2 separate regions of the Mus musculus genome follow, and region 1 is linked to region 2. Evidence: chromatin loops called from intact Hi-C (ENCODE). Cell type or tissue: heart. All regions are shown on one strand. Links, peaks and the distances in the headings refer to the core of each region. The heading gives the core; the rest is flanking DNA. Region 1 has its middle 5.4 kb from the start of Dkk1. Region 2 has its middle 62 kb from the start of Mbl2.

Region 1 (2,915 bases), core at 123-2,622, 260 kb after region 2:
CTCTGTCCCTGGAGATGGCTAGCCTAGATAAACCCAGCGCCACAGTCACAAGACTATCTAACTCAGCTCAGAAAACGATCCTGGAGCCCTTGAAGCATAAACAGCCTGGAGCTCAGAAGTGAAGGAGGTCTGGTGAGAATGATGACAGCAGCATCTTTCAGGAGGTCCTGACTCCCAGAAAGGCCTGTGATAGGTAGGGTCTAGGAGTCCAGCTGCCTCATAATATCCCCTGTAGGACTTAATATTTCCAATCCTAAAGATAGGGCGGTGCCAGCATAAGGCGGGGCCCGGACAGCAGATATATAGGAGATGGAATTTTCTTCTGTGCCACTGGGTTCTTGTCATACTCCCTGTATCATACTGGCATTCTCCAAGGGCTGTGACCAAAAGGGCCCCTTGCCACTGCCCTGGAAGCTAAGGGCTGGAGCTCAGCAATGGACTGCAAGGTGACAACTGTCCCTTTGTGATTGTGGAACTAGCTTTCTTTTCATTTGTAAATGTCATGCTGGGAAGTCAAGGGAGCCCCCTTCTGGATACAAAAGTAGTCTTTAAGCCGTCCTGGGCAAGGCCTTTTGTCTTCAGGTTAAATGTCTTTCAGACAGCGTTATTAAGCAATACTCACTATTGTGGACCCTGGGAACTTGCTGATTTTGGAGAATGTAAACTAAGTTTCTGGAAATATGGTGAATTACGTGACTCTTGATTTTCTAAAAGATGCCCGAGCAGAAGGGAGTGAGAGAACGAATGAACAAATTAATATGAATGAGAATGGATGAATGAATGATTTTGTTTCTTCATCCCCAAATTTCCAGCTAGAACATTGTATTAGAACCTTGGTGGAAACAAGATGTAGGCTAGAAACAGTACTAACTTCTGCTAAGGGGTTGGAGCAAGGATTCTTCCCCCTTGAGAGGATCTTGGAGCTCCAAGCTGCTGTTGCACTCTCTTCCTGCCAGGGTGAGCCGCGAACCTCCATTGCCTGAGCGCTGGCTCAGGCGGCTCACTGCAGTCACAAGCCATCGCCACCTTACAGTAGTGTAAAATGAAACTTGCTTAAAGACTCTTTGATGAGAGAAGATCAAACAGCTCAGGGTCCCTGTCTTAATCAACCGTGAGCCAGGTGGCCTCGCAGAGAGCTGGATTTGGGGCTTCTGTGGACTTTGTGTTTAGCAAATTCATCAGCGTAATCCCGTTGAAGCCCTGGCCTGGGCGCAAATCTCTTCGCACTACACTGCTGCTGTGGGTCCACGGTGTCAGTTCTCGGGGCAAATAAATCAGGGTTAATTAGAAGTGGGGAGGGTAGAGGGGGAAAGGAGAGGCACAGGAAGATTTCTGCTCTGAGAGACGGTAAGTCCTCACCACTGCTAGTTCGGGAAGGAGCAATCCCGTTCCTCTGCTTCCCCCTGGTGGATCCTATCGGAAGTGATCTGGACCTAAAGTGAATTAAAAAAATAATTCTTTGGAAGATTTGTTTCATTTTGTTTTTAGAGACAGGGTTTCTCTGTGTAGCAGCCCTGGCTTTCCTGGAACTCACTGTTTAGACCAGGCTGGCCTCGAACTCACAGAGGTCCACCAGCTTCTGCCTCCAGAGTGATGGGATTAAGAGGGTATGCCACCACACCCGGGATAACTTCTCCAGCTCTCACACTGAAAACGTTTCAAAGCTAAATAGTCTCCAACTTTTAATATTCCATATAATATATAGTAAATCTTCGCATAATAGAATAAGATAGGATAGCGTCTAACCGCTGTCTAAAGACTAAGGAGTTGGGGTCTGGCACAGAGGCTCTCAGTGAAATGTTTATTCAGTTAGGTTTAATTTGCACACCAGCATTCCTCATTCCTGGATGAAAACTTAGGCTCTTCAGATGATAAGTACCACACTTAAGGAGAATCCTATGCTGCATGTATTTCAGGAAAGTTCATTCATCTATAACCATTTTTTATAAAACTTTTTAGAAAATGAAAATATGTCATTTGTTTCAATGAGAAAATGTTAATTTCAAATTTTCCACTTTTTTTAAAAAAAGAATATTATCTAGGAAGCTTATGAAAAATACAAGCAGGTAATAATTTTGTGCCCACTCATGTTTTCCTTTTTTAAAAAAATAAAAGCTGTTGGAACTTGTGTGATAAATCTTTTAAGCATGCAACTCAATATTTATAATCTACTAAATTTTAGATATAACAAGTGCCAACTATAGAAATCACACAGCATTGTTTTCATATTGGGCTTTAGATTATGTTTTCTAAGAATGGTTTTAAAGAAGTAAATTGACCTTCAACAAAAGAACTCGAGAGGTTTTGTTTTTGTTTTTGTTTTTTCTTCCTGTTGTTGCTTGGGACAAGGTTTTGCCATGTAACCCAGGCTTGTCTTGACATGGCAATCGTCCTACCTCAGGGTCTAAATGCTGGGGTGACAAGCCCGTGCCACCTGAGCTGGCTTCTCACTGATAATTTCATTAATCCCTGCCCACCTTTTTGGCTTGAACTCTGTGTTCCATCAGTACCTCCACAGACTGCTGTATCAAATGGCTCTAGTTATAAGAAAAGCCACTTTCACGTAAGCTGCAAGCCGGAGAAAAGAGTGAAAAGCAGTTTGCAAGGTTCAGGAGCTTGGTGGGTTCAGCTTAGCTGCAGATGTCCTTAGAAGGTACAGGAGCGGTAAGGAAAGCTGACTAGCCTTCTGTGAGAACTGGCTTCCTTTCTTTCCTCCTAACGATGTGAGAGGAAGACTGAGGCTAGATATGTAAGCCCTAAGTCCTAAGGTTTGCCTTTTTCTGTGCTTTTTGTTGTTGGTGTTGTTATAGATTTAAAAAAAAAAAAACTTTAAACATTGTTATCTTAACAGCAGTAAAAGACAAAAACAAGAACCAGAAACCCACGCAACATATTAATTCCCACCCCAAAGACCG
Region 2 (2,915 bases), core at 209-2,708:
TATAGCTTTCTCACACAAACTTAATGTCTTCTGGTTATGATACTTGCTTCAGACATGGACAAACTTCCAGATAAATCCCTCGAGGTTGAAGTCTAAAAACAGAGGAATTGTGACCATCGTAACAAAGACACTTGGGTCGCTCCATTTGGGATCAGGCTATTGAGACAATGGACACTAAGGTATTGGAAAATTCCCAGGATGCTCATACTGCAAGGACATGCTGGTGACAGTCAGAGGAAAGTTGCTTCCATCTTTCTGGAAGCAATTTCACATAGTCCTGACATCTCTCAGGGCAGACAAGAGCAAGGGACCAAAAAAAGAAAAAAAAAAAATGGAAAAGAAAATGAGACGGGAGAGCGTCTCTTGGTCAGGGCTACTTACTTCTACATATCTCTTGCTCTCTATTCAAGCTTCCGTTTCATATCAAAATCCCAAAGCTAGGCTCGGAGAGTCCCTGGACCTCGCTTTGTTCTTCTCTCAACTGTGTCCGTACTGAATACATTTTCTTTCTCTGCTTTCCACAATTGCTTGTCTTTGTAACTGGCATACTGAGGATTAAATCTAGCTTGTTCAGACTGTTGGGGGTCAAGACTTTGATCCATAACCCAAGTAACACATATATTTAACATATATTAAACATATAAATTAATCCATCCCTGTTCATGTATTGATAAAAATGGCATTTATTTTGTGTATATGTGTGTGCCTGTGCGTACCACATTCATACACCGCAGTGTACACGGGGAAGCCAGAGGACAACTTGCAGGAGTCAGTTTTCTGTTTCCACATAGGAGTCCTAGGGACTGGTGCAGCTGCCCATGCTTGCCATTCTGCGTCTTTTATCCTCATAGCAAGTTGGCATTACACTGATACTTGTCTTTGGTCAGAGTTCTGTTGCTAAGGGTTTCTCTGTTTAGCCCTGGCTGTCCTGGAACTCATTTTGTAGACCAGGCTGGCCTTGAATTCAGAAATCCGCCTGCCTCTGCCTCCCGAGTGCTGGGATTAAAGGCGTGTGCCACCACGCTCGGCCAAAAGGAACCCTTTAAGTGCCCGTTTTCCTGCGCTGCCTGCCCAGTTTCTCAGCGCTGACCCCAGTGTAGAGTTCTAATGGTGTGGTCTCTGCAGTCTCTTGTGGAATAGGCAGCTGTGAGGTCTGAGCCAACTCTAAGACCTACTTCCTAACAGTAGACTCTCACTGACACACACATTTGGCAAATAAACATTTGAAGTGATCGTGGACCCCAGCTTCAGCGCTGCCCTATAATTACCAAGGTTGTGCGTCCTAGGCTTCCCTCCCCCTCTTCTGAATTTCATTGCTTAGAGTTTCCTCCCTCCTCTGTGGGTCCAGTGTCTTTAAATGAGTGCTTCTGGGAGGCTGCAGCACGAATGACAAGGAAAGCCATCCCGCATTTGTAAATACAGAGGAGACCACACACGAAGCGGAGGTACCAAATCGTTATATCTGATCCTTGTTTAATATTACATTGAGTCCATCTCTGGTGCGTTCGTGTACTGAGACGCGAGGAAACCCCAGAAGGTATTCATTTTAAATACCACCACGTCAGTTTCGAATTTTTAAAAAAATGGTATTTGGTTTTTTTTTTTTTCTTTTTTTTCTTTTTCTCCGAACCTGCATTCATGAGCTGATTCTGCAAACGCAGCAGTTAAATCAGTCATCTGAGAATAAAACGTCAATCACACAAAGGAAGAGCAGCCCCAAGAGGGCGCTATGCTCTGCATGCGAGGCACAAAAAAAATTGAAAGCATTGGAAGGAATGAAAGACGCTAGACTGCTAGACGTTTGTTAGACGTTTGTAGGCTTCCAATCACTTCCAATCCTTCGGAGGAGCAAATCTTTACTGATGGTTAGTTCCTGCCTCATGTTGACAGTTTACAAATAAGAACAGTAAGCTTCCATTTCAGGGCAGACAGCTTGGAGCCTTCTTCAGAAGCAGTTTTTTAAATGAGACTGACAGAGCAGCACAAGCTTTCCAGGCAGCGAAGGATGAACGCTAGCGCTCCCAGAAAACAGCGTGCCGGATGCGTAGGCTTCCACAGGCACCCACTTACTGTAACAGCAAATAAGGCTCTCCTACAGTTGGACTCTTTGTTTCTTGGAGTTTTGCTCTTGGAAAGGACAGAAGAGGTTAGCCCCTGTATGCATGCCTTGCTGTGTCTTTGATGCACTATTTCAGCTTTGGATGATATTCTCTACATTGCCCTGAATACACACACACACACACACACACACACACACACACACACACACACACACTGTCAGTGGAAATGTTCATTGAAAACCTCTATGGACCTGATCCAATGCTATGGGAGACATCGTGATAGACAGGCTTGACAAGAGATCTGTGTAATGAATGACCTGTCCCTTAGGGGCTTTCCAATCAGGAGACTATGATCGCATCCTCCAGACAATCTCACACGTAAAACAGAGACGGAAGCACAAGCAACAAGAACTGTTGATGAGGCTGTAGGAAATCAAACCCCCAGCAGAAGTGGCCCTCAGTACAGAAGCAGCAACTCTGCAGGAGACAGCTATTGCAAGGGGAAGCCAAGGTTTTGGTCTGCCCATGTACTGAGCAGGGTGGAAAGGGGAAGCTATCCACAGAAAGCTTCAAGAAGGCCAGTTTGCTGCTGTCTCTGCCTCTACTCTTATGATTTTGTGGGGATGGCTTAGTCTCTTCAGCCATGTATGCAATATGAGGGTAATAGTTGTGTGTGTGTGAACTGAAGGAGAGTCTAGATAATTATCTATCTATCTATCTATCCATCCATCTATCTACCTATCTATCTATCTATCATCTATCTATCTATCTATCTATCTATCTATCTATCTATCTATCATCTATCTATCTATCTATCATCTATCTATCTATCTATCTATCTATCTATCTATCATC

What was found. A loop is a pair of places that touch in the nucleus more often than their neighbours do. Peaks named below come from ENCODE experiments on the same cell type or tissue, not always from the same donor. Only the 100,000 strongest peaks of a DNase experiment are listed, where the experiment ranks them.
Region 1: a loop joins it to region 2, with 3 times the contacts of the local background. A loop is called at or near these places in 7 of 42 quality-filtered maps.

The regions. Positions count from the first base shown.
Region 1 is chr19:30,553,416-30,556,330 of GRCm38, forward strand. No RefSeq gene overlaps it. Among named protein-coding and RNA genes, the nearest start is that of Dkk1, 5.4 kb to the left of the region's middle. In heart, for the core only: a CTCF peak has its summit at 1,408 (motif pointing left); no DNase peak of the experiment used is centred there; H3K4me3 peaks cover 573 bases; H3K27ac peaks cover 590 bases.
Region 2 is chr19:30,293,642-30,296,556 of GRCm38, forward strand. No RefSeq gene overlaps it. Among named protein-coding and RNA genes, the nearest start is that of Mbl2, 62 kb to the left of the region's middle. In heart, for the core only: a CTCF peak has its summit at 1,720 (motif pointing right); no DNase peak of the experiment used is centred there; H3K27me3 peaks cover 766 bases.